Regions from separate parts of the Homo sapiens genome. Here region 1 is linked to region 2. A link is a contact called in ENCODE Hi-C or POLR2A ChIA-PET data. All regions are on one chromosome and are shown on one strand. The core of a region is the stretch at or near the end of the contact, and the rest is flanking DNA. Distances in the headings are between cores, read along the strand shown. Region 1 overlaps SMAD3 (SMAD family member 3). Region 2 overlaps LOC105370866 (a long non-coding RNA gene).

Evidence for each region. Hi-C counts contacts between places; a loop is a spot of excess contacts on that map. ChIA-PET counts read pairs that join two places held with the same protein, here RNA polymerase II (POLR2A).
Region 1: a loop to region 2 is called in a map of heart right ventricle, with 24 times the contacts of the local background. The contact joins two enhancer-like sites. A Hi-C loop is called at or near these places in 1 of 168 maps with a recorded cell type or tissue (heart right ventricle). POLR2A ChIA-PET finds 5 or more read pairs at or near these places in 2 of 52 experiments (PC-3 and activated naive CD4-positive, alpha-beta T cell).

What each region holds. Positions count from the first base shown.
Region 1 is chr15:67,130,823-67,136,391 of GRCh38, reverse strand. All of the region lies in intron 1 of SMAD3 (SMAD family member 3), which reads right to left. Among named protein-coding and RNA genes, the nearest start is that of SMAD3-AS1, 13 kb to the left of the region's middle. RefSeq lists a cis regulatory region at 733-744 and an enhancer at 667-811. Within about 2 kb of position 1,976, at least 22 of the 41 ENCODE cell types and tissues checked have a DNase peak (open chromatin) inside an H3K27ac peak, as active enhancers do.
Region 2 is chr15:65,827,330-65,833,402 of GRCh38, reverse strand. The region is part of intron 1 of LOC105370866 (a long non-coding RNA gene); the gene reads right to left. Among named protein-coding and RNA genes, the nearest start is that of DENND4A, 38 kb to the right of the region's middle. RefSeq lists an enhancer at 327-1,057. Within about 2 kb of position 4,047, at least 3 of the 41 ENCODE cell types and tissues checked have a DNase peak (open chromatin) inside an H3K27ac peak, as active enhancers do.

The DNA.
Region 1 (5,569 bases), core at 727-3,226, 1.3 Mb before region 2:
CACTGCACTCCAGCCTGGGTGACAGAGCAAGACTCCAACTCGAAAAGAAAAAAAAAAAAAAAAGAATGACTGACTCTGGGATGTGTTTCCTCACATGAAAGGTTCAGATGACCCTGGGAGCTCAAGATGGCACAATCTTTAATGTATCTGCAATTATGCAGGGTTGAAAGTTCCAAGTTTTAAGTCAAAGGCAATGAATTTATAATTTTGAGATTTCAATTTGAGAGCAGTTAGGTTTGTTCTGTGATCTTGAATCACTGATCTGGCCTTGGATATTCAGCCTTCTTTTCCCAAAAGGTGATCATTTGCTTTGGTGGTTCAAACACATTGCAGTGGGGTTATTTGGCTTTACAAATAATACACTACAAAATTCTAGCTGGGAAGGACACACACCAATTTAAAAGAGAGTAAACACCTGTGAAACGGGAGCGAGAAGAAGGGGGAAGGGGTTGGAGTAACAGGAGGTCTTCAGCAGAAGGTTTTTATTTTTAGTAAAGAAAGAGATGTTACAAATACCTGATGTGAATATGGAAAATATTAACGTTTATTAAATCTGGTAGAATACCACTTGCCCGTAATTCAAATGTTTCACGTTTTTATAATACGATGAAAACACACACACATACCCCACCACCAACAGGCCAAGGCAGGGCAATGCTTCTGGCATCTTAGAGAGGGTGTCTGAACCAGCACAGAGGCAGAGGAGAAAATCAAAGTTCAAAGTACTGCTCTGGTATGTAAACACTGAGGAAATTCTTGGCCTGAGAGTATACACAGCAATGTATTAACTTGTCTTCTGAAATTTGTTATTACAGGGAAGAAAAGTTTTTTTTAAAAAAAAACAATTAAGTGGAAGGGAAAATGAAAACTATCATTTATTTATTTAGAGAGGGCCTACTTGGTACCAGGCACCCTGCAAGAAGTTTTGGCTCTCAAATTATCTAATCTTAACAATGAAAAAGGGTGTTTTGACCCCTTTCTGTCCCAGATGAGGAAACCAAGCTTCCAAGGGGCAAAGCCACTGGCCCACAGCCTCAAGCAGTCAGGGGACTGTGAAGGGGGCAGGCTGGGCCCGGGGGCTGCCCCTGGATTTTTGGTACAGGCTGGGACCCAGGGTGAGAAGAGCTCACTGGAGCTTATCTTTCTTACCCTCACTGGGGGTCACCCTCTCTCCCCTACAAACCCACGTTTTGCCCCTCTCAGTGCTAGAACCCAGATTGCTGACCCCTGGCACAGAAAGGAACCTTCCAAACACAGCTCTTCCCGGCCATCTTCTCTCCTGTGGCTCCAAAACCAGGCCAGCTCTGTCCCTAGCACCTGCCCAGCTCCCAGGACAAAGCCCCCAGTGACACCCCTGCTTCCACTCTCCCAGCACAGGACCCCCTGGGTACATCTCCCCAGCAGGACCCTGGGGGCTGAAGGGCAGCCAGCTTCGGTTCCAATCCCAGCCCCACCCCTCAGTGGCTCATCAAACATTGCCTCTTTAAACCTCAGATTCCTTGTCTGCAGAAATCTCTCAGCATTCTGTCTCACCTCTGCCGTGAGTGTGAGGGGCAACAGCACACATAAAGCTCCCAGAGCAGGACCTGGCACAGAGTTGCACGATAATAGGTTATCATTGGCAGAATGATCCTTGACAACTCCGTGTAAACACAGTTCTTCTCGATCCTGGACTTCAGAGTCTTTGAGAGCCAGAGTCGCGCCTTTAGTAATTTCCCAACACCCACAGTATGTGGTAGCAGAGGAGGAGGAAAGAAAGCCCAAGGGGCTGGGATGGGTCAAGTGTTTGCCAAGGAAAGGGAGCTGGAGAAGCTGGAGGTAGGGTCGCTGTAAGCCCTTTAAGGCACCCCGAGCGTAAGACAACACTGAAGCAAGGACTGTGAACTCTCAGCAGTGGCTTTTCTTAGTGCTGCTTGCTCTCTCACACACACCACTGGGGAAATGACATCACAGGGCCTCACCTCAAATAGGTCAGGGGAAACAGCATTTCAAAAGGCCTTTCCTGCATCTCTCCGATGGCTGGATGGCATCTTAAAGGCCCCGTTCATCTGAGCTTAGGGAATCGCAGAAGAGCTCCTGCTGCAAATACCAAACACTGACACACATTCACCACTCATTAACCCCAGGCCAATTTCATTCACAGAGCAGCAGATTCTCAATGTGCAGTGGTGGGTGACTGGCTTGGTGGGGCGTTGCAGGGGTTGAGCCTTGGAAATAACCAGGTTTCTTAAGGGAAGGGAGAAACCACCACTTTCTCCCTGTGGCACTCGGTAAGCACCAGCACATCTGAAACCTGGAGTGACTCTGTGGGTGACTCTGCCCACATCATCCCATTTTCCTCTAATGAGGAGTACTGCTAAACGTGAAGGTGCTAAACGTGAAAATATCTCAAGTGCTGAACATTAAAGGCACAAGCAGACAAGCACCCAGGAGAGAGGGGGGCAGTGGCAGCTGGAGCACTGGCCAGGGAGTCAGAAGCAGAGCTCTGGTCCTGGTTCTGACCTTCCTGGCTATGTGACTTTAGGCAAGTCGCTTACCCTTCCTGAATCTCTCAGTTGCCTCATTCAGAAAATGAAAAGGTTAAAACAGATCATTCCAAAGGTCCCTGCCACTTTTCAGACTGTTGAAAAAGTGCTCTCTTCTGGGGAATATTTGAGTCGGCACTACTCTCCCAAACCACGGCCTTGAGTGAAAACCAAGGCAATTCTTGGTTCCATTCCCCCATCTGCTTCTGCTACAGTTCTGTGTGTTGGTCCCTGAAACATCCTCCCAACCCTTTCCTAATTTGCAGTTAATTGCAAGGAACTACACCTACATTCATTTTGGGGGTCACAAATGGAAAATACTAATGACTTTGTAAATTAATTTCAGATTTGGCTCCATTTTTCTGGCGATAGGATCATACTTTGTTTGCCTTCTCATTGTTTTTAGAGGCAAACAGAAACGCAGCCCATCCCCCAAATGCATTTAAAATCCCAATTAAGTTTTTCTAGAAAAAAAAAAAGGGCATATAATATTGGCATTGGCAAAGTTATGTTACGGTGTAAAAGATTATGGCTATAGGCCTGATAGTGCTCAAACAGGACAAATGGGACATGGTTTTCCTCTGGCCAGGAGAGAGAGATAAGAGGTCCAGAAGGGCTTTTCCCGTGTTCACCAGCAGTTCAGCCAATGTCATTGAGTTCACCCTTCCATAAAGTTAGACTGTCACAGCCACTTGCCTGGAGAAGAGGCACAGACCCCACATCAGGGAGGCCATGGTCTCTGCTGCTTGGGCTGGGCTACTGCATCTGCCCTGGGCGTAATACAGGACGGGCCACAAACAGTTTGGACAAGTGTTTAAAGAGGAGTGACAAGCAAGGAAGTGCAAAACATGGGTCAGAGGAGGAAGCTGATGATGCTTTGCAGGGAGGAGAGAAATCCAAGTGAACAGGGCAGAATGTCCTGAAGGACATAAGGCTTCATGGTGGGCTGTTTTAAACTGTGGAGCAGAAGTTACGGGGAGTCTGATTTCTGTTCAACTCAAGGAGTTTATCAGAATGAAAGAAAATGCAATGGTCTGCCTTGGAGTGATGAGTGGGGAGTGCGGCAGCTTGCTAATGATAAAAAGCCTGTCATCCATTTAAGCAGGCTTCCCCAGTATTCAGTACAGTTAAGCAAGGCACCTCATTCAATTCATGCAACAGTTCTGGGAGGGCAACAACTCAAACCTATTGGTGAGTTCACTGTCCTAGTGAGGAAAATGGGGGCTCACAGGTGGCATTATGCCCAAGTCACATAGCTAATAACTGCAGGTGCATTTGACTGAGACCTTCTGCCCAGTGCTTTTCCTCCCACAATTCCTCCCATTCTACAGCCTTGGAGTCCCTGCCTCTTGGGTCAAAAGGCTGGGTTTAGGAATGCTGTCTCCCTGCCCTCATCTGTCCTCACCATTCCCGCAAGAAGCACAAGCTGCACATTCTGGTCTAGCTTCCATCTTGCCTATGGGAGGGGCATATAGATTCCCGGGGTGGAGATGGGGCAATGTTCCTTGATTTTCCATCTCAGAAATGGGCAAAACAGTGAGGTTGTCCTTCTCAAAGCCCCATTCACTTCCTAAAAAATACGGTGAGGGTCAGGGTGAGACGTTCGCAGCATGGGAACTTGCTGTTCAGATAAGGAGATGAGACACATCCTCAGGTCTCTACAACACAGAATCTATGTGGCTGATCGCTGAGGACTCAGTTTCCCCCTCTATAAAGTGAAAGACTTGCTAGTTATCCTCCAAGACACCTTCCTATCATGAAGTTCCATGTCTCAGATGACCATCAGTTTGGACAGGGTTCTCTGCAGGTCTGCTTGGGCATAGGAGATACCACTCAAGGGTCCTCCCAACAGAGACAGGACAACAACCTGAGCTTGCCCTGCATGATAAGACAGAAGGGGGAGATTGGAGGAACAGACAGAGATGTTTTCACAAGGTTCACACACACTGGATCTCTATCTCCTGTTAATGCAGTGTTCTTAGCCAGGTAGTGTCCTGAAGAAGCACCCATCTCCTGGACAGGGTGATTTCTGCAGAAGAGGATGGACTGGCTGCCCTGCCCCCAATTAACACGTGGTAAAACTGAAGACCAGGTAAGGCCTCAAAAGAAGGTTCTGGCAAATCGGGCTTCATTTGAGGACCAGGACTCAACCCTGGTCACAGAGAGGCAGTGAGGTATAGTGGCTAAGTTAGGGCTCTCGAGAGAGAGGCTGGGACTGAAATCCCTAGCTTCATGATGTTCAGAAAGGTCCAAGTCTCTGAGCATCAGTTTCCTCCTCTTTACAGCGGGACTGGGAGGAATCCCTGGAGCAAACTGTGACCAGCACCCTGCGCAGTGCTTGGCATGCAACAGACATCAGCCACCATTCAGCAACAGGAGCACTGTGATTGCTCCTAAAAGTAAAACAAAACAAACACACTCAAAATGAAAACAACAACAATGAAACCCGAGAACACAGCTCGATGCCTGGCAAATAGAAACAACTCAACGACTATCTCCTGGCTGATGGCAAAACAGACAGAAAGAGGGACAAATGAGTCAAAGCCTCTTGGTTCTGAGGTCCCATATCTTCCATTCAGTACTATGTGACCTGTGGCAAGGGACTGACACTCCCTGAGCCTCAGTCAGCTTCGGGAATCTGCCGAGTACTCTGGAGGGAGATTTACACATGCGAAGCCGCGGGTCCTCAGAGAACATGGCAATAGCATGTAGGACAAGATATTCCTGCCGAAATCATTCTGGCCCAAAGCACGTGAATATTTGTGGAGTGAGTGACTGCATGAATCCATGCATGCATTCAAGAGCTTGCTCAATTCCAGCCTCCCCAAATCCTTGGGGATTCCCCGAGCAGAAAGTCTCAGTTGCTTGAAGGCTTGAGAAGTACTTAGCATTCCCAGCGTGGCAGGTAGAACACAGCCAAGATCTCTGGCCTCTGCAATTGCTGCCCACCACCACCTCCTCACCCCCACCTCATACCCCCCACTAGCTATCACCAACCCTGTCCACCGAAGGGTTAAAAGTGTCTGCCTTTCAGGCAGAACCTG
Region 2 (6,073 bases), core at 2,798-5,297:
TCTAAATGTAACAACAGTTTTACCCACATTGCTTTTCTGGCTAACTTCTCTAGCTCTTTGTGTAATTTAGGAAGTAGCATCTTCAAAACATTATAAAACACTCCTTAAGTAATGTGTAGGTGCTCTTTTGCAAGGCCCTGCCTCGCTCATGTGAGTATTATTTTAAAATACTGCCTCTGGATTCCTGGTCTTCAGTTTGAAATTTTTGTAGCTGCTTCAGCACTTCCTTCCCAGAGAGGGCTTGTGGCCTTGCTCCAAACAACACCACAGGACTTCCGCTAAGTATCCGGTTTTGTTTTGGTTTCCTACAACTGAGCTGTCACTCTCTGAGTTGCTGTTTTCAGAGCCCGCTGGGAGGAAAACAGGAATGGGCCCCTGCGGCACCATGCACAGGGCCAAGGAGCTTGGAAACCACTTGAAGGAGCAGCTGGGTGAAAAGTGGCAGGCCGCTATGGGACTCCTCTCTCAGCCTATGAGGACATAGATGACATCGGAAACCTGTGCTTACAGTTTCTCAGGGGCCTGGCACTTTGCTCTGTTGTCCCAGTGACTCACATGATAATTTTCCAGGCCTTCAAACTAGGTCAACAGCTTTGTTTGCCCAGAGAGCTCCCCTGGGAGGCCATTCTAAGGAAAGCAGACTGAAAGGGGATGTTTGGCCAGGTGATTCTTTTTGCTGGCTTTTAGCCTGAGGAAACATGATCAGTATTCAGGCCAGGAGTTTGGAGAATTAAAAGCTGCCAGCATCTGGGCTAAACCAACATACGTCAGTATTATTAGTTAAATGTTAACCATACTGCTAATTGCAGCCCTCTCCTGGAAAGAATTGAACAGATGATTTGGGAAGGCCCTAAAACAAGATGTCCACTCCTTATAGATAAGAAAGACAGCAGCTTGTGCTACAAATCTAGTCATAGAAGCTTCCATTAACTGTGAGTGGGACCTGATCAATTTTTTTCTTTATTAAGCGATGTAGTCTGATTCAGTATTTCTCAAATTTGAGAAGTCACAGAGCCCCAAGAACATATCTGAAGACCTGTAGACCCCAGTTTTTTAAGTCGGAATTACAAGTTTTTCTTTTCTTTTTTTTTTTTTTTTTTTTGAGACAGAGTCTTGCTCTGTTGCCCAGGCTGGAGTGCAGTGGCATGATCTCAGCTCACTGCAAGCTCCGCCTCCCATGTTCACGCCATTCTCCTGCCTCAGTCTCCCGAGTAGCTGGGACTACAGGCACCCGCCACCACGCCCGGCTAATTTTTTGTATTTTTAGTAGAGACAGGGTTTCACCATGTTAACCAGGATGGTCTCAATCTCCTGACCTTGTAATCCGCCCGCCTCAGCCTCCCAAAGTGCTGGGATTACAGGCGTGAGCCACCGTGCCCAGCCCGGAATTACAAGTTTTTCATACCAGTATTATTCACAATGGCCAGAAAGTGAAAACAACCCAAATGTCCATTGACTGATTGGTGGATAAACAATGGGATACAATGGCAACGAAAAGGAATGAAGTGCTGGTACGTGCTACAACATGGATGAATATCGAAAACATGCTAAATGAAAGAAGCCAGACACAAAGACCACATGTCATATGATTCCAGTTATATAAAATGTCCAGAATAGGCAAATCCAAAGAGACAGAGAGTAGATTAGTGGTTGCCAGGGGTTGGGGAGAGAGGGAAATGGACTGCTAATGGGTTTGGGGTTTTTTGAGGTGTGGGGGGTGATGAAAATGCTCTGAAATTATGTAGCAGTGATGGTTGCACAACCTTATGAGTATACCAAAAAACACTAAATTGTATACTTTAAAAGGATGCATTTATGGCATATGAATTACATCTACATTTTATTTGATTTGATTGATTGATTGAGACAGAGTCTCACTCTGGTTGCCCAGGCTGGAGTGCAGTGGTGCCATCTTGGCTCACTGCAGCCTCAACTTTTTGGGCTCAGGTGATTCTCCCACCTCAGCCTCCCAAGTAGCTGGGACTACAGGAGCATGACACAATGCCTGGCTAATTTTTTGTATTTTTTTTTTTTTTTAGTAGAGATGGGGTTTCACCATGTTGCCCAGGCTGATCTCGAACTCCTGGATTCAAGTAATCCGCCCGCCTCAGCCTCCCAGAGTGCTGGGATTACAGCTGTGAGCCACTGTACCCTCAGTCCATATCTAACTTTTAAAAGTTACATATTATTTTAATTTTAAAAGTTACATATTATTTTAGTTGATTACTGGGTATTAGAATATGTTAAATAGTTTGTGCAGAACAATGAAACCTTGTGTCAAGATTCACTTATGTGGTGGCTAGCCAGGTGGTCCAGAAGTGTAGGTTAATTGTAGATAATCATTGAGGGAAATCTAAAATATACTTGTAGATAATGTCAAGGCCCTAAGAACTCATCAGTAGAACTCTCAAGGGTCCCTGAACCCCAATTTGAGAAACATTGGCCCAGGTAACCTCCCAGGATTTGTGACCCTTTTACATGCTATGTGATGAAAACTCTTTATAATGTACTTTCCAAAGACAAAGTCTGGCCAGGGATGCCTTGGGATTTATAAGTCCCTTGGCTGAACCTTGGTAACATAAGTATGTTATTACTCCATCTACTCTCCAGATACTTAATTGAGCATGTGATCTATGAGGATAGAAATGCATTAACCCCATCATGAGATGAAAGTAGAGTATGATATCAGGTGATCTAACATGGAAGATCCTCTGAGGAAGGCCTCCCACTGGGGCCTCACTTGGTTCGTGGATTGATCACTCCTGACTTAGATACTATGACCTTCCAAAAGGGTCCCTGGTGATGGAATAAAGATGGATGCTGGTAACTCAAAACAGAGGGGAAGGCCAGTAGGCATTTATGTCAGCAAGGAGGCTTTCCCAAAAGGTCTGTTTGGGCATGGGCAAAGGTCAAGGTATATAGGGTGTGGTTCATGGTTGGCTTTTATACTTATTTAACTGGAGGACAACTCTCTCTACTCTTTGTTTTTTGGTTTTGTTTTTTGAGACAGAGTCTCGCTCTGTGGCCCAGGCTGGAGTGCAGTGGCGCAATCTTGGCTCACTGCAACCTCTGCCTCCCAGGTTCAAGTGATTCTCATGTCTCAGCCTCTTGAGTAGCTAGCATTACAGGCATGCATCACCATGCCTGGCTAATTTTTATATTTTTAGTAGAGACGAGGTTTCGCTCTCTTGGCCAGGCTGGTCTCGAACTTCCGGCCTCAAGTGATCCATCGACCTCAGATTCCCAAAGTGCTGAGATTACAGGCATGAGCCACTGTGCCCGGCCTGATTTTTTGTTTTCTCACCTAGAAAAAAAACAGAAATTATCCCACTTGCTAGGGTAGTTCAGTCATCAAACTACCAAATAGGGGCTACCAAAGCCCCTATTCTTTATGTATTCTTTATGTACTACACACTAGGCTTGTGCTGGGAGGAAACTGGTGTGGCCCCTTTTCTAAGGGAGCCCACAGCCCAGTGGGGGAGACTATTGTATGTTCTTAGTGTTATGGAAAGAAACTTTGTGTTGAAAGAACTTTGAAAACTATGAGTGCTTTAAAATATATGACAATAAGTATATTTTAATTATCCAGTATGAGTCAATGGTTGGTCTGATTTCTGGACCTGGGTATTTCTCTAAGAGGACTAGGTCTCGCTTTGTCACCCAGACTGGAGTGCAGTGGTGTGATCTAGGCTCACTGCAGCCTCAACTTCCCCAGGCTCAGGTGATCCTCCCACCTCAGCCTCCCAGGTAGTTGGGACTACAGGCGCAAGTCACCACGCCCAACACATTTTTGCATTTTTTATAGAGACAGGGTTTCGTCATGTTGCCTAGGCTGGCCTTGAATTCCTGAGCTCAGGCAATCCACCAGCCTAAGCCTCCTAAAGTGCTGGAATTACAGGCATGAGCCTCCATGCCTGGCCCAAACTACTTTTGTAGAATTAAACATTGGAGCAGTTACTAAATATCATTCACCTGGGTATTGACTGAATTCACCAACTCCCATGACGGTATTTTCATGTTGTGCCCACTAGGTGTCTCGTTATTTTGTAAGAAAATGGAAAAGCACAATGTTTCTACCTGTGTTACCAGTCAGCTATAGGATAAACATGGGAATCACTTAGCTAAAATCTCAGCCCCGTCCTAGCAATCATTGATTAAAATGCCAGTGGTTACCTCTCATTTGAGTAGAAGCAGGGAATGTCCACAAAGATGTCTTTGTGGATTCTTTCTGCTTCTCATAATCCATGTACCTAAAAACTGTTCTCTTAAAGTCAGGACTAGGAAGATGAAGTAGGAATTCTTCCACAACATGAGTACTAAGACCTTAAGGGTAACAGCACTGCATCCCCATTGGTTTCCTAGGTTAATGTTTATGCTGTAACCTGCATGTGAGCTGACATTCCCTAGCCACACCACACTATTTGTATGCCCAGCCAGAATGTGTTCTTCCCTATACATCAATCAAAAAGACTTGTTTTCACAACACAATCCAGGGTCTCTTCTTGCACTTAGAATTTCAGGTTTGTAAATAATATAATACTGCTTATCTCAATATTTTCACCTGTGTCATGAATGACTTTTCTTTAGATGGCCCATGCCGAACCTTCTGTATATGAGTGACATCAGAGCGGAAGGCACTAGATAACAAACAGGAAACTGAGTGCCTTCAAAAGTTTATTGCAACCTCAAGAGCCCATCTCATCAGGCTTTCATACTCTACTAATGGGAGTGTAAACTGATATGACCTTTCTGCAATACAATTTGACAGTATCTATCAAGAATGTATTTTAAAATGTATTTCAAAAGTACTCTTTAATGCTGTGTCTGTCAGGATCCCAAAAGAAAAAGGATTTCAGCCAGGAGCAGTGGCTCATGCCTACAATCCCAGCACTCTGGGAGGCCAAGATGAGTGAATTGCTTGAGCCCAGGAGTTCAGGACCAGCCTGAGCAACATGGTGTATTAGTCTGTTTTCATACTGCTATAAAGAACTGCCCAAGACTGGGTAATTTATAAAGGAAAGAGGTTTAATTGACTCACAGTTCAGCATGGCTGGGGAGGCCTCAGGAAACTTACAATCATGGCATAAGGCAAAGGATAAGCAAGGCACCTTCTTCATGTGGCGGCAGAAGGAGAAGTGCTGAGTGACGGGGGAAGAGCCCCTTATAAAACCATCAGATCTCGTGAGAACTCACTATCACGAGAATAGCAGGTGGGAAACTGCCCCCATGATTCAATTAACCTCCACCTGGTCTCTCCCTTGACACATGGGGATTATGGGGATTACAATTCAAGATGAGATTTGGGTAGGGACACAAAGCCTAACTATATCACATGGTAAAAACCCATCTCTACTAAAAATACAAAAATTAGCCAGGCATGGTGGCACACACCTGTAGTCTCAGCTACTCGGGAGGCTGAGGTGGAAGGATCACTTAAACCCAGGACACAGAGGTTGCAGTGAGCCTGTCAAAAGAAAAAAAAAAAAGAAAAAGGAAAACGATTTGAGTCAGGATGGTTCAAATGAAGAGACTCTTTTTTTTTTTTTTTTTGTTGGGGGACAGGCTCTCACTCCATTACCCAGGCTGGAGTGCAGTGGCACAACCTAGGCTCACTGCAACTTCTGCCTCCCGGGTTCAAGCGATTCTCCTGCCTCAGCTTCCTGAGTAGCTGGGTTTACAGGCACCCACCACCACCCCCAGGATAATTTTTGTATTTTTAGCAGAAAGGGGGTTTCACCATGTTGGCCAGGCTGGTCTCAAACTCCTGACCTCAAGTGATCCGCCTGTCTTGGTCTCCCAAAGTGCTGGGATTACAGGTGTGAGCATTGTGCCTGGCAATGAAGAGACTTTAATAAAAGAACTACTTACAGACAGGTAGGCTGGGCTAAGGGGTAAACAGGGATGTTAAGGCACCAAGAGAAAAGCAACAGTGGGAAGCAACATTTCCTTATCCTAGGGATAAAGGAACAGAGGGAGGAAATAATCTTACAGAATCCAGTAAGAGCAGGGAATGGTGGAGGAGGGATCCAACCCCAAGAAAGGAGACTAGGTTGGGGGTGGGGAGGGGTAAGCA